Regions from separate parts of the Homo sapiens genome. Here regions 1 and 3 are each linked to region 2. Evidence: read pairs that join two places in POLR2A ChIA-PET (ENCODE). Cell type or tissue: A673. All regions are shown on one strand.

Region 1 (5,000 bases), 110 kb before region 2:
GACAATCACAGTTTCCCAACATTGTCAAGAGAACAGAGGCAGATGCCTTTAATCTAAACAGCTGTTTGGTTTCTTTAAAACTGGAGGCATCACCTTTCTCAGATCCTGGAAGTAGGGGGTCTGTATGTTGTCCAAAGCAAACCAAAGTCTTCCCAAAATTCATTGATAAACAGGATATTGAGTTACCTGGCAGTGAAACTCCTGAACACAAACCCCTTCCTTTTCTGTAAGGCAAAGGGCTTGTCCTGCTACCTGAAAAGGAAGGTAATTTCATCGTCCAGGGTAAATAGGACTTGGTCTTCCTGCAGATTATGAATCCATGGACATGGTAAAGACCCATCCTAGCCCCCAAAGGTCTGAAATTTGATTCACTTTTCATGCAAGTGAAGTGATGGGAACTTGGTATACAAATTGAGGGTTCGAAACTCTTTTTCTAGACAATGTCGTGCTCTTGCCCAGGCTGGAGTGCAGTGGTGCAAACACAGCTCACTGCAGCCTCGACCTCCTGGGGCTCAAATGGTCCTCTTGCCTCAGCCTCCCATGTAGCCAGGACCACAGGTATGTGCCAGCACACCCAGCTAATATTTTTTATTTCTTTTTTTGTAGAGACAGGAGTCTCACTTTGTTGCCCAGGCTGGTCTCAAACTCCTGGGCTCAAGTGATCTTCCTGCCTCGGCCTCCCAAAGTGTTAGGATTACAGACATGAGCCACCATGCCTGGCTGAATGTTAGAATCTCTTTTTTGTTTGTTTGTTTGTTTGTTTGTTTGTTTTTGAGATGGAGCCTTGCACTGTCGCCCGGCCTGGAGGCTGGAGTGCAGTGGTGTGATCTCGGCTCACTGCAACCTCCGCCTCCCAGGTTCAAGTGATTCTCCTGCCTCAGCCTCCGTAGTAGCTGGGATTACAGGTGCGTGCCACCATGCCCAACTAATATTTTGTATTTTTAGTAGAGACGGGGTTTCACTATTTTGTCCAGGCTGGGCTTGAACTCCTGACCTCGTGATCCACCCACCTTGGCCTCCTAAAGTGCTGGGATTACAGGCGTGAGCCACCGTGCCTGGACCTAGAAACTCTTAAACCCATGTACACACAAACTGTGCAATCTAGGTCACCTCATTTGTGACTGCACTTACAGACAGAGAAGAGAAAATATTTTGCAAGAGTTTTGTTTTCCATGGAACCAAAAGGGTATCACAGGGAAGAAGTCAGCAGTGCAGCCAAATTAGATTATAATAATCTTTAAGGTCATGAGGCAACATCTTGTTCATCTTTGTGAACCCTCAAATTATAGCATAGCAAAGGCACACAGGTATTTGTTGAACAAATCATAATATAAAGAGTTGCTATTTGCCTTTTGGATTTTATAAAAGAAGGATTGAGGGAGAGAATCAACAAGAACTACACCGGAATGAAGGCTATTGAATAAGTTATTGCCAACCTGTGAAGTCTGCATAACAATGAGTTTCTGGTCAAATTCAGTTGTCTCATGGGAATGACTTCAGATTTCCCATTATTATTCTCAGTAGTAGTGGTAGTATTCTTTACAGTAGAAGAAGCAGCTACCATTATTAGCACCTAGCATGAACCAGTTAGGCCATTTATGTACATTTTTGCTAAACTTCACAGTAACAAGATGGACCATTTTACAGTTGCAGAAACTGAGGTTAAAGTTGCCAAAGGTCAGAGGATCCTGCCTACACTAATAGCAGCGATTTCTTCACTGCCAGGCCTAGTACAACAATCTCCAGTTGTTCAGCTTTATTATTTTAGTTTGCTGAGAACTTGATTAGAGGACACATGGTAATGGTTTTGGCAATCATTTAAGAGATCTGATGCTTTGAAGAAAGCAGTTTTTTTGAACAAGAAAACAAATTAAATAACCTTTTATCTTAAGCCATCTTGGGCGTTCTGCACAACAAAAAAATGTGTTCTAGTTTTGAAGTTCCCCTGTAGTTGGGCTGAATGCATCTTCTCAAGCCTCACAAATCATACTAATATTTGTCCTGCACGACAAGGCAATTAATACTTGTCCTGCACAGCAGTATGAGGCAACGTGTAGACTGGCTGAGAGACGATCCTCATTCTTAAGGAGCGTGCAGGCTAGTTGGAGAGAAAAGACATACTCATTAAGCAATTTTAGAATATTTAAACACTAAAGGCCATTTTTTAAAAACGCTGAAAGTAAGGGTTTTTTCCAAAGCAGAGTCAGAGCCGACTTGGTGGAATAAACCGGAAACAGACCTCGGAGGACCTTCTGGCTGGTGCAGTCTGGGGAAGAAAGGTCCCATGAGCAGAAGCATCCCTCCCTGTGAAGGTGAATGCAGTGGCGGGGCTCAGTGGCCTCTGGGCAGTGTGAAGTTCTGCTGCCTGGGGTGCGTGGGAACTTTGAATATTCTGCTGGGATTCCTGCTGGAAATCAAAGTGAAATTCTTATCCTCAGGACCTTGGGGCCAGGTCCTGACCTTCTAGACTTGGCCTGAGCCCCACGCCTGCCCCTTCCCTGGCCCTTCTTCTGTTTCTTCCTCTTCTCTCCATGAGTTGGAAAGCAGGAGGCAGGACTTCTGAGAACTGAGGGGGTCTGAGGTCTCAGGTGATAAGGGAGAAGCTTCTATGTTCAAGGAATGCAACTTTTGGTAGTGGGAAAATGCTTCCCTCCTTCCCTCAGTGATGGATCCCTTAGTGTAAAACACCTGATCCCTCTCTCTCTCTCTGTCTTTCTGTCTCTCACTCTCTCACCTTCCTCCTCTCACCCCCTTTTTGATCAGCAAAATCATGTCTAATCAACATCCTACGCCATCCCAAGACTATCTTCTCATTTTCCAGAGAACTTTCACTCTCTCCTTTCACACCTACAACTTCTCTGGGCTCCACCAACTTGCCCCAAGTTGCTCCGACACCACCAGCAGCTTCCCTCTTCTAGTAAGTTCCCTGCGGGGCATGATCCTCTCTGTCTTGGCCTGCAGGACCCACTGCCATGCCCTCCTGGGGCCCGTCAGAAGTAAGTAGACCTAGTCATTGTATTAAATTAGGTTTCATGGGCTGCCAGAAAGAACTTTAATTCCCTTCCTGAATCTGGAGGAAAACTATTCACACGACTACAACTTACACTCTGGAACATGACTCCAGTTGCCTCATGTGCCAAAAAAGGCTGTGCTCTCACACACAAGTCGGGGGCTTTCCCCGGCTTTATCCCTATGTTACCAGCTGGCTACATCTATTTGTGAAATTTCCAAACTGTCTAAAGAAGATGAGCCAGACAAATGATCTTGGGGAATTTCGTCCAGATATTCACGATGTAACTGCCTTGTAAACCCAAGAACTTGTAGAGATGCATGGTATATACTAGAACTTTTCCTCCACATTCACGTGCACTGACGCTAAATACATGTGAAGAGGAAACTCAAAACTGTATCAATTAGCAACCCAATTCAAAATGTAGATTAAAAAGATAATGTTCATTGGAAACTAGGTCCACAATAGCACCCCAGCTACTGTCTTCCTATGAATATCGTCCCAACACAGTGGAGGGTAGGGGACAGGAAAGAGAAAGGCATACGGTTCCCAGATGCTTGCAACCTTTCTGTACGGGCATGTTTGCTAATAAACCTGAGGATATAAATATGCAGGTATTATACAAAATATGTTGTGATTCAAACCTGGATGAGCACTTGGGAGGCAGGGCCATTGCGTGTCCCAACTGTAGAAGGCTCTTGACAGTGTTGCTAGCGGGCATATCCCAACACCTATGGATTGGAACCTAGAAACTTCTTAGCAAGGCTGGGCGCAGTGGCTCATGCCTGTAATCCCAGCACTTTGGGAGGCCAAGCTGAGTAGATCACTTGAGGTCAGGACTTTGAGACCAGCATGGCCAACATGGTGAAACCCTGTCTCTACTAAAAATACGAAAATTAGCTGGGCATGGTGGCAGGCACCTATAATCCCAGCTACTGAGGAGGCTGAGGCAGGAGAATCGCTTGCACCTGGGAGGCAGAGACTGCAGTGAGCCAAGATCATGCCACTGCACTCCACTCTAGGCAACAAGAGCAAGACTCCATCTTAAAAAAAAAAAAAGAAAAAAAGACAAAACTTCTTAGCAAAAGGAAAGATCCCTACCTTCGGCCTCTGCATCGCAGGCATCATGGGTGCTTATGAAGGAGGCTTTTTTTTTTTTTTTTGAGATGGAGTCTTGCTGTGTTGCCCAGGCTGGAGTGCAGTGGCACCATCTCGGCTCACTGCAAGCTCCGCCTCCCAGGTTCAAGCAATTCTCCTGCCTCAGCCTCCGGGACTACAGGCATGCGCCACCATGCCCAGCTAATTTTTGTATTTTTGTAGAGATGGGGTTTCACCATGTTGGCCATGCTGGTCTCAAACTCCTGACCTCAGGTGATCCTATGAAGGAGGCATGATTATTTCCATGTAGCAGGTAGGGAAACTGAGGCTTGGAGAGGTGAAGTGATTTTCCCAAGCTCACATGGTTACATGAAACCAGATTTCAAATCCAGCTCTTCTGTGACCTCCTGGGTCCCTTCTCTTGACTGCCCTTCCACCTAACCCCACCCCCAAACATTGCTGGGCCCTTTGAACGTTCTTTATATGGAAGACATTTTCCTGTAAACAAAATAATTATTGAAAAGACTTTGCATCTTTCAGCAGACCAAGCACCAATGGTTTTATTAAGAAAGAGGAAGCCAAACCTGAGGAGATTTACAGTCAGCCCAGAATCGCACAGCCCGAGAGCATCTGGGGACAGAAGCAGACAGAAACAGCAGTGGCCTGCAAAGGTGCCGGTTCCCAGGGGAGCAGGTAAGGACCCGGGGCTCCCGAACCTTTGTCCTTGGAGAGGAGGACTGATTTTTGCTGTTACCCGGTGAATTCTTTATGGTTTTTAGATACTTGTACTTTTAAGTAAATGAGGTGCATGTACCTTAAAATGAAACAGCTTTAAAAGCAAATTGTATGATCCTAGGGCTTTTGGCGTTTTTTTTCCTCCAAGAGAGGCTGG
Region 2 (5,000 bases):
GAATCGCATGAGCCCAGAAGTTCAAAGCCAGGCCTGGGCAACATAGTGAGACTCTGTCTTTAGTTAAAAAACAACGACAGGCCAGGTGCTGTGACTCACGCCTGTAATCGCAGCACTTGGGAGGCTGAGGCGGGCGGATCACGAGGTCAGGAGGTTGAGACCATCCTGGCTAACACGGTGAAACCCCGTCTCTACTAAAAATTCAAAAACAAAATTAGCCAGGCGTGGTGGTGAGTGCCTGTAATCCCAGCTACTCGGGAGGCTGAGGTGGGAGAATGGCGTGAACCTGGGAGGTGGAGCTTGCAGTGAGCCGAGATCCCGCCGCTGCACTCCAGCCTGGGCGACAGAGCGAGACTCCGTCTCAAAAAAAAAAAAAAAAAAAAAAAAATCAGAAGATTACCCAATGAACTACTACTAATCTTCATTGGGGAATCTTGGTTGGGAAGATTACCCACAGAATCTACCAGTGGTAGACTGTGGCCTGTGCTAGTGTGTAATCAGTGTAGTGTAAGGGAGTGGACTTCACATTTTTTTGCACTTACTTGTGTATGGTTTGAATGTTTTCCACTGAGCATGCATTTTTACTTTTTTTTTTTTTTGCGACAGGGTCTCACTCTGTTGCCCAGGTTGTGCAGTGGTGCAATCATAGCTCACTGCAGCCTCCAACTCCTGGGCTCAAGTAATCCTCCTGCCTCAGCCTCCTGAGTAGCTGAGACTACAGGCACGCACCACTGTGCCCAGCTAATTTAAAAAAAAAAAAATTGGCCGGGCGCGGTGGCTCACGCCTGTAATCCTAGCACTTTGGGAGGCCGAGGCAGGTGGATCACGAGGTCAGGAGATTGAGACCATCCTGGCTAACACAGTGAAACCCTGTCTCTACTAAAAACACAAAAAATTAGCCGGGCGTGGTGGCGGGCGCCTGTAGTCCCAGCTACTCGGGAGGCTGAGGCAGGAGAATTGCGTGAACCGGGGAGGCAGAGCTTGCAGTGAGTGGAGATCGTGCCACTGCACTCCAGCCTGGGCAACAGAGCGAGACTCCGTCTCAGAAAAAAAAAAAAAAATTCTAGACACAGGGTCTTGTTATGTTGCCCCAGCTGGTCTCAAACTCCTGGCCTCAAGCAGTCTCTCCTCCCGTGGCCTCCAAACGCACTGGAGTAACAGGCATGAGCCACCATGCCTGGCCCATTCTTACAATTGAGGCCAATGAACAGCATGCATGCTGCAAGGTGAGGCCTAAGAAAGGTCACTTAATTTAGTAATTAGGGAGCCTCATCAGTATGACCCTTGGGAGGCAGTCCCTCAGACAGTAGGCTAAAGGCAACTAGAGGCAAAAAGGGGAGAGGTATGCCCAACCATCCCAGTGTTCCCTAGTCTGTCTTGGTTTTATTCCAGAGTCCCAGGAAGCTCCTTATCCTTCCCTAAATGAAGGTTAAATAGAGAAGTGTAAGGATGAAGAGGAAGGTGATAAAGAGGATGGTGATAAATTGAGGGGCTTTAGGGGGTAGGACCATTGAGGGTGGGATTTTTTTTCTTTGGTATTTCTTTTACTTTCAGAAAAACTATGATTACTTTTTGGCACTTACAGTAGTTAGCAAAGTGTCACGAAGAAGTAATGCCTCTGATTGAGGCTATTTCTGAAAAAAAAAAAAAAAAAAAAAGAGAAAAATAGCAATGAAGTAACAGGTTCAGACCTGCTTCAATTTAAAAAAAAAACAATGGGGCTGGGCATGGTGGTGCACTTCTGTAATCCCAGCACTTTGGGAGGCCAAGGCGGGTGGATCGCCTGAGGTCAGGAGTTCAAGACCCGTCTGGCCAACATGGTAAAACCCCGTCTCCACTAAAACTACAAAAATTAGCTGGGCGTGGTGGCACGTGCCTGTAGTCCCAGCTACTTGGGAAGCTGAGGCAAGAGAATCGCCTGAACTCGGAAGGTGGAAGTTGTGGTGAGCCAAGATTGTGCCACTGCACTCCAGCCTGGGTGACAGAGGGAGACTCCGTCCTAAAAAAAAAAAAAAAAAAGTTGTATCAGAGGTGTTCAAACCAGAGCAACTCCATCTTTAAAAGGGGCTGGGTAAAACGAGGCTGGGAACTCCTGGGCTGCGTTCCCAAGAGGTTAGGCATTCTAAGCCACAGGATGACACCGGAGGTCAACACAAGACACAGGTCACAAAGACCTTGCTGAAAAAACAGCACGCAGTATAGAAGCCACCCAAATCCCACCAAAACTAAAAGGTGACAAAAGTGATCTCTGGGCTAGGCGTGGTGGCTCACGCCTGTAATCCCAGCACTTTGGGAGGCTGAGGCAGGCAGATCATGAGGTCAGGAGTTCAAGACCAGCCTGGTCAACATGGTAAAATCCCATCTCTACTAAAAGTACAAACATTAGCCACGTGTAGTGGCACATGCCTACAGTCCCAGCTACTTGGGAGGCTGAGGCAGGAGAATTGCTTGAACCTGGGAGGCAGAGGTTGCAGTGAGCCAAGACCACGCCATCGCACTTCAGCCTGGGCAACAGAGTGAGACTCCATCTCAAAAAAAAAAAATGACTTGTGGTCATTCTCACTGCCCATTTTTTTATACACTAATTATAACGCATTGGCATGCTAAAAGATACTCCTATCAGCGCCACGACAGTTTACAAATGTCATGGCAACGTCAAGAAATTACCTTATAGGGTCTAAAAAGGGAAGACTCCCTCAGTTCCGGGAATTGCCCACCCCTTTCCCAGAAAACTCATGAATAATCCACCCCTTGTTTAGCATATCATCAAGAAGTAACAATTGTATAAGCAGCTGAGCCGTCAGTGCTACTCCTCTGCCTATGGAGTAGCCATTCTTTATTCCTTTACTTTCCTATTAAGCCTGCTTTCACTATTCCCTATGGATTCGCCTCAAATTCTTTCTTGCGTGAGTTCCCTCTCTTGGGGTCTGGATTGGACCTCCTTTCTGGTGACAGCTGTAGTTAGGATTTTTTTTTTTTTTTTTTTTTTTTTTTTTTTTTTTTTTTTTTGAGACAGGGTCTCACTCTGTCACTCAGGCTGGAATGCAATGATGCAATCGTGGCTCACTACAGCCTCAACCTCCTGTGCTCAAGCAATCCTCCCATCTCAGCCTGCCCAGTAGCTGGGACTACAGGAATGAGCCAGGACACCCAGCTTTTTTTTTTTTTTTTTCTGTAGTGACTGGGTTTCGTCATGTTGCCCAAGTTGGTCTTGAACTCCTGGGCTCAAGCCAGGATTACAGGCATGGGCCACCGTGTCCAGCAGGATTTTGTATATTGAAGACTGTGTTTTATCATATTTGGGAACCTTGATAGTCATGTTTTCTCTTTTTTTTTTTTTTTTTTTTGAGACGGAGTCCCGCTCTGTTGCCCAGGCTGCAGTGCAGTGGCATGATCTTGGCTCACTGCAATCTCCGCCTCCTGGGTTCAAGCAATTCCCCTGCCTCAGCCTCCTGAGTAGCTGGGACTACAGGCGCCCCCACATCACACCCAGCTAATTTTTTGTATTTTTAGTAGAGATGGGGTTTCACCGTGTTAGCCAGGATGATCTCGATCTCCTGACTTCATGATCCACCCGCCTCGGCCTCCCAAAGTGCTGGGATTACAGGCATGAGCCACCTCACCCACCCTTTCTCTTCTAATAAAAATAGCAATAATTTAGTATTGTTTGCTAAGAAATTATTCTGTGCCCAGTAGTGTACCAGGGACATATCTCATACGTTCATGATCTCATTTGTATGTAATCTTATAATACCTCTACAAGAGGTATTGATTTTTCCCATCTTATAAATGAAGACACTTGAGCCTCTGCCTGAGGTCACATAGCTGGTGAGTGCCATCAATCCTGGTCCCACCGACTCTGTCCCTATTTACATTTCCAGAGGACTGACGGGGGGAAACACTGCCAGCCATGCCCACACTCCTGCCTCATCTACAGGAGGAAGGGGCCACTGCTCAGCCTCGCACCCGGCTGCCTTCAGGGAAGGCTGGGGAAGGCTGAGGAAGGCTGGCTATAGTGTTCCCTACATGTGCCCTCCTGAGGTGATCCCTGGGAAGGAGATAAACAGAGAGGCCACCCATCCAATCTGGGATTTGTCACCATGGGCCATGTCTGTGTGCTTGTCTCTCGTCACCCCAGGTCAGCCCAAGAGGCAGGGACCAGGCTCCCTCAGCGTCCTCCCCAGGATCCTTGAGTCTCGAAGGAAGGGTCACTGGAAGGTGGGAAAGAAGAGGGGAGGGGAGGCACACCAGGCAAAGTGATCGTGCGTGGGCAGAAGCCTGGAGGTGGAGAAAGCTGGGGCAGGACAAGAGACCAGAGGCATGGGGGGCCGGGGAAACTAGGAAGAAGTTGGTCCTTCTTCTACAACAAAAACCAGAGCTGCGGAGGGCAGAATGCACAGTCAGAGAAAGAGAAATCAGGAGGAGTGGGAGGCTGAGGGGAGCAGAGCGCAGGTGGAAGGGTCTGCGCTGTGAGAGTGCAGAGCCAAGAGGCTGGTGCCCAGCGGCGGAAGGAGAGACGAGGGGCCAGGGGGAAGTGCAAGAAGGGAAACAACCGGTGGAATTCCACGAGGGGCCACAGTGTGCAGTTGAGGGGGTCGACCCAATCTGTTTCCTAAAGGGCTGCAGCTGGTGGACCCCGGCAGACCCCGGTGTCACAGGTGCCACTGGACAGCCCTCATCCAGCTGCCGTTTACTGGTACAACCCCTAGCTGAAGAGTGACAGATCTGCAGGGCCCAGGGTGAGCTCCAGGAGCGCGTCACCACCCCACTGGCCCACCCCACCCAGATTCACAGGACCCAGGCGTGGGAAAGCGGCCCCCTCCCATCTCACGTAGGCCTGAACAGGAAGACACGCTTCCTATCAGCAGTGCTCAGGCCTTCCAAGTCCAGGGACCCCCACTGGAGACACGGTGGGGAGGTCTCAAATAAAGAATAGGCCATGGCCATCTCTACTTCAGTTCTGCAGGAGCTCAGCAGACACCCACTGAAGGAATGAATGA
Region 3 (5,000 bases), 530 kb after region 2:
CCAGGCTGGAGTGCAATGGCACAATCCCAGCTCACCGCAACCTCTGCCTCCCAGGTTCAAGTGATTCTCCTGCCTCAGCCTCCCAAGTAGCTGGGATTACAGGCATGTGTCGCCATGCCTGGCTAATATTGTAGTTTTAGTAGAGACAGGGTTTCTCCATGTTGGTCAGGCTGGTCTGGAACTCCCGACCTTAGGTGATCCACCTGCCTCGGTCTCCCAAAGTGCTGGGATTACAGGTGTGAGCCACTGTGACTGGCCTCTGATTAGATTCTTAAAATTAGTAGTTCAAAGAGTCTGAGCATTTTTTTTTTCAGATGGAATTTTGCTCTGTTGCCCAAGTTGGAGTACAGTGGTGTGATCTTGGCTCACTGAAACCTCCACTGCCTGGGTTCAAGCAATTCTCCCGCCTCAGCCTCCCTAGTAGCTGGGATTATAGGTGTGCACCACCATGCCTGGCTAATTTTTGCATTTTTAGTAGAGACAGAGTTTCACCATGTTGGCCAGGCTGGTCTTGGACTCCTGATCTCAAGTGATCTGTATGCCTTGGCCTCCCAAAGTGCTGGGATTACAGGCATGAGCCACCACACCCGGCCAGCATTTATTTTTATTATGATAACTTGCTGTAGCTAATATATTTCTTTTATGTAACTGAATTTATTTATTTTGGCATTTTTTTCTATTGACTTAATGATTACAATGTTTTTCTTTAAGAGCAAGATGAATATCATATTTTCTTCTAGTATTTTAAGATGTTATCTTCTTATATTTAATGCTCTAAATCAGCAGGGTTTCCTTCTGAGATATATGAGGTGAGAATTACAGTATTCTTATGGAAAGGCAAAGTACTTGTGACAGGGCTCCCTGCTTGTGGAAAAACAGCCACTGGTCTGGGTAAAGAGGACTCATGGTGTGTCCCGACTTACTCCTGGGTGACTCTAGCTCTATGCTAGGTGCCTGTACTAGGCACTATGAACCGCAGACATTTGGATTTTGCTTTTATTTATTGTAGCTACAGGAGGATTTCCAAGAATAGAAATGTTTCCTCTACTCCCTAGTGTTTTGAAATAGAGAAGTCACCTGGCCATTTCACTGCCAAGTTTATGAGATAGTAAAATCCAAACACTTAAGTGTTCATCTAGGTCTGTCTGAACAGCACCAGGCTCTAATGTTCCAAACACATTACTACAGGATGCTGGATACCTGGAGATGATGCTTCCAGACCACGAAGGTGGCCATGGTAAATGATAACCCATTCTTATGTCAGCTAGTTGATATCAACCAGCCTAGCTTCTTCTGCAGAGACTGACTGTTGCCCGAGCCACAGATCACTTATCTTGGGGCCATATGACCCTGCTGCACTGTTAAAGGTGTTGGTTTCAATGGTGTAGGGCTTTTTGCTTCCAGGTAAGTCAAAGCTGGGAAAGAGACAAGTAAGTCTTCAACTGCTAGAGTGCTTTATCTAACTCTATAACTAGGGAAACTTCTTCCTTTTGAGAAGGTAAATTTTGGTTTAGTAAAAGCAGAAGGCTGTAAGAATCCCAGGAATAATTGTACCTGGCTGGGTACAAAGTTTACAGCCATGATGTAGATAACCATGGGGCTCTCTAGCCCAATTCTTGGAGTTGGCTTGGAGTGACGCTTTGGCCAGTGGTCAAGGAACCTGGCTCCTGGGCTTATGTTCAGATTGGGAAAGTATTTCAGGAGATTGTGCAGGTACATATGACCTCCCCAAAGTCACACACAATGCTATTCCTTAAATGACTGAGACTCTACATAGGCAAAAGGCAATGCCATGATTTAGACTTACCAATCTATAAGGCAGTTTTTCTCTCATTTTCCTTCCAAATCTGGATAAAGTTGTAGGCTCCTTGAAGTTTTTATTTTGTAAAGACCTGTGCTAGAAGTTAGAAATCAGAGCAGACAGAGATCTCAGATAGAGGACTCAGAAGTGGTAATTCCATAGAGGCAGAAAGCCTCTTAAATCAGCCTCTCCACCTCCCGCATCCCAGGCCCATACCCTTTCTTTATCATAAAGGGCACTGGGGCTGGGAAGAAGGAGGTGGAGAGGCTGACTAAAACTGTCACGAAAAGGAGGGGGTCAATGACAGCTGCTTAAGGTCTCTGCCTCTGCCTCTTAAGGGACTATATGGGGAGGGTTGTCACATGGCACCAGATCTATTGTATCATCCCATTTACATAACAGGGAAGCTGCTTCACTTCTGTGTCTAAAAGCACTTTGCTCCAACTTGTGCTGAGCCAGAACTCTGGAAACAGAGATCATGGGTGAGATAGGGTTTGGTTGGGGGTGAGGGTGAGGGAAGGCACACGCTATGATGATGGCAGAAACATAGCAAAGGGGAGAAGGAATGGGGTTTTTCCAGGACAAGGGTGAGTCCTGGGCCTCCAGTGGAAGATAAGAATTGAGAGGCAGCATGAACATTGAGTGTCCCTAGTTTTTATCTATGCTGCAGTGGCCTCAACTCAGGTGGGAGAGAGACAAACTGGATCAGAGAAAGCTGCCTGAGCCCCCTGAGTCCATTGTTGTTTAGATCTCAAGAGTGGAACCCACAAACCTGAGCTCCCCTGGGATGGGAAACATGTCCTGTGACTAAGGACCAGGCTGCTCCATGGGCCGAGGATCAGGCTGTCCCATAGCCTGAGGCCCAGATGATCATCCGGTGCAGTAGATGGCATGTCTTTGCACCAGGCATTGATGGACAAAGTAGCCTGCCCTTTCTCAGACAAGCTCCGCCACCCGGTCTGCTAATCATGGAGCAAATAGAAAATGCCTACAAAATTAGCTGGGCATCATGGTGCAGGCCTGTAATCCCAGCTACTTGGGAGGCTGAGGCAGGAGAATTGCTTGAAACAAGGAGGAAAACGTTGCACTGAGCTGAGATCACGCCATTCCAGCATTCCAGCCTGGGTGACAAGAACAAAACTCCATCTCAGAAGAAAAAAAAAAAAAAAGAGAAAAAAAAAAAAGAAAATGCCAACTAGTTGAATTGAAACATACTTCACTTCATTTGGCCAACTGGCCATTTCCAGACACATTTTTCTCCATTGTTATTTTTAAACTACCATTGAATCTTAACTCAGTTATTTTAAATGATAACAAAGGAATGGAATTGCAATTTGCCTGTTTTCCTAAAAATCTTTCTATTAATATAAATGAATATATTTATTTCCCAAAATAAATGAGACAAAACCATAGTTACCATTGAATACAGCCAACATATTTATCATGTCATCAGAGTAAATTGCATGATGCAGGGCTAGGAATTCGTAACTTGTTCCCAGAATAATATTTATATTAACCTTCCCTCTACCCATCCATCTTTGCCTTCTCAGGTAAAAAAAAAAAATAGTTTTTAGAGGTCTCACTCTAAACAACAGAGAACTCTAAACAACAGAGGTCTCACTCTAAACAACAGAGGTCTCACTCTGTTGTTCAGGCTGGACTGCGGTGGTGTGATCATAGCTCACTGTAACTTCAAACTCTTGGGCTCAACCCATCCTCTCACCTCAGCCTCCCAAGTAGATAGGACTACAGGCACATACCACCATGCCCGGCTAATTTATTTTTATTTTAATTTTTTTAGACGGAGTCTTGCTCTGTCACCCAGGCTGGAGGGCAGTAGCATGATTTCAGCACACTGCAACCTCCATCTCCCGGGTTCAAGCAATTCTCCTGCCTCAGCCTCCCAAGCAGCCGGGACCACAGTCACGAACCACCACGCCCCGCTAATTTGTTGTATTTTTAGTAGAGACGGGGTTTCACCGTGTTGACCAGGCTGGTCTCGAACTCCTGGCCTCAAGTTATCTGCCTGCCTCGGCCTCCCAAAGTGCTGGGATTACAGGCATTAGCCACTGTGCCTGGCCAAAAGGGTTTTATTGTTTGCTTGTTTTTTGTTTTTTAAATTTGAACTTGACATTGTGAACATATCAGGTAAAGTTGAGCTCATCACATCTGAAAGATATGAACTGTCATTTTTGTATCTGAAGATGATATGCTATAACTATTCCTTCTGCTGATTTAGGCTTTGAGTTGCTTTACAAATTGTACTGGCAGATTTTCCTTGATCAACCTTCTGCCATCAGAGTCTGTATTAGTGAGAGTTCTTCAATCATACAAAACAGAAACAGACTGGATGACTTGAGTAGGAGAGAACTGTTTTGGGAGGATAATAGGTAGCAGATGGGACTCATGGGAAAGCTAGAGAGTCTGCTTGGAGGACAGGAAGCCGGGCAACTCTAGAGGTTAAGGTGGCTGGGGGCACAACGCTGGGACAATAGGTGCCAACCAGCTTTTAGTGTCTAGGTCGTGCCATTCAAGATTCAAATCTTTTTTTTTTTTTTCTGAGACAGCGCCTCACTTTGTCACCCAGGGTGGAGTGCAGTGGTGTGATCTCGGCTCACTGCAACCTTGACCTCCTGGGCTAAAGCGATCCTCTCACCTCAGCCCCGCAGGTAGCTGGGACTACAGGTGCACGCCACCAGGCCCAGCTAATTTTTTTGTATTTTTTTTGTAGAGCCAGGGTTTCGCCATGTTGCTCAGGCTGGTCTCAAACTCCTGTGCTCAAGTGATCCATCAGCCTTAGCCTCCCAAAGTGCTAGGATTACAGGTGTGAGCCACCGTGCCCAGCCCTAAGATTCAAATCTAAGGAAACAGTCTGTTCACCTCGCTCCCTGGCTAGGAAAGAACAAGGCAGTTTGATTTCTAGTCCCATCAAGACTGTACACCATAGAGGAAAGGTATTGTCCCAATCAGAGTGCTTTACCAAAATAAGCCCTGTGTGGCACTAGGGCTCGAAGCCCCAACTGCCCAAAGTGGATCTAGTCCTGAGCGTCCCAGGGACTCATGCTGTCCTTCAACGGCCTCTGTGACTATCCCAGGCTCTAATCTTGAATCCTCGCTACTCCTCCAGGCCAACAGGACCACCACATGTCATTGTCCTCTACCACTGAGGCTGGGGCTCTGGATATAGTGAGAAAGTTTC

The links. Peaks named below come from ENCODE experiments on the same cell type or tissue, not always from the same donor. Only the 100,000 strongest peaks of a DNase experiment are listed, where the experiment ranks them.
Region 1: POLR2A ChIA-PET joins it to region 2 with 8 read pairs; 3 of 35 experiments call an interaction of 5 or more read pairs at or near these places.
Region 3: POLR2A ChIA-PET joins it to region 2 with 9 read pairs; 2 of 35 experiments call an interaction of 5 or more read pairs at or near these places.

The regions. Positions count from the first base shown.
Region 1 is chr17:62,744,177-62,749,176 of GRCh38, reverse strand. It overlaps MARCHF10 (membrane associated ring-CH-type finger 10), which reads left to right. Exons shown (of 11, transcript NM_152598.4): 5 at 4,649-4,801. Among named protein-coding and RNA genes, the nearest start is that of MARCHF10-AS1, 40 kb to the right of the region's middle. In A673, no CTCF peak of the experiment used is centred here; no DNase peak of the experiment used is centred here.
Region 2 is chr17:62,631,850-62,636,849 of GRCh38, reverse strand. All of the region lies in intron 1 of MRC2 (mannose receptor C-type 2), which reads right to left. Among named protein-coding and RNA genes, the nearest start is that of MRC2, 6.7 kb to the right of the region's middle. In A673, no CTCF peak of the experiment used is centred here; a DNase peak (open chromatin) is centred at 3,069; H3K4me3 peaks cover 236 bases; H3K27ac peaks cover 2,298 bases.
Region 3 is chr17:62,102,708-62,107,707 of GRCh38, reverse strand. No RefSeq gene overlaps it. Among named protein-coding and RNA genes, the nearest start is that of MED13, 40 kb to the right of the region's middle. RefSeq lists an enhancer at 542-1,104. In A673, no CTCF peak of the experiment used is centred here; no DNase peak of the experiment used is centred here.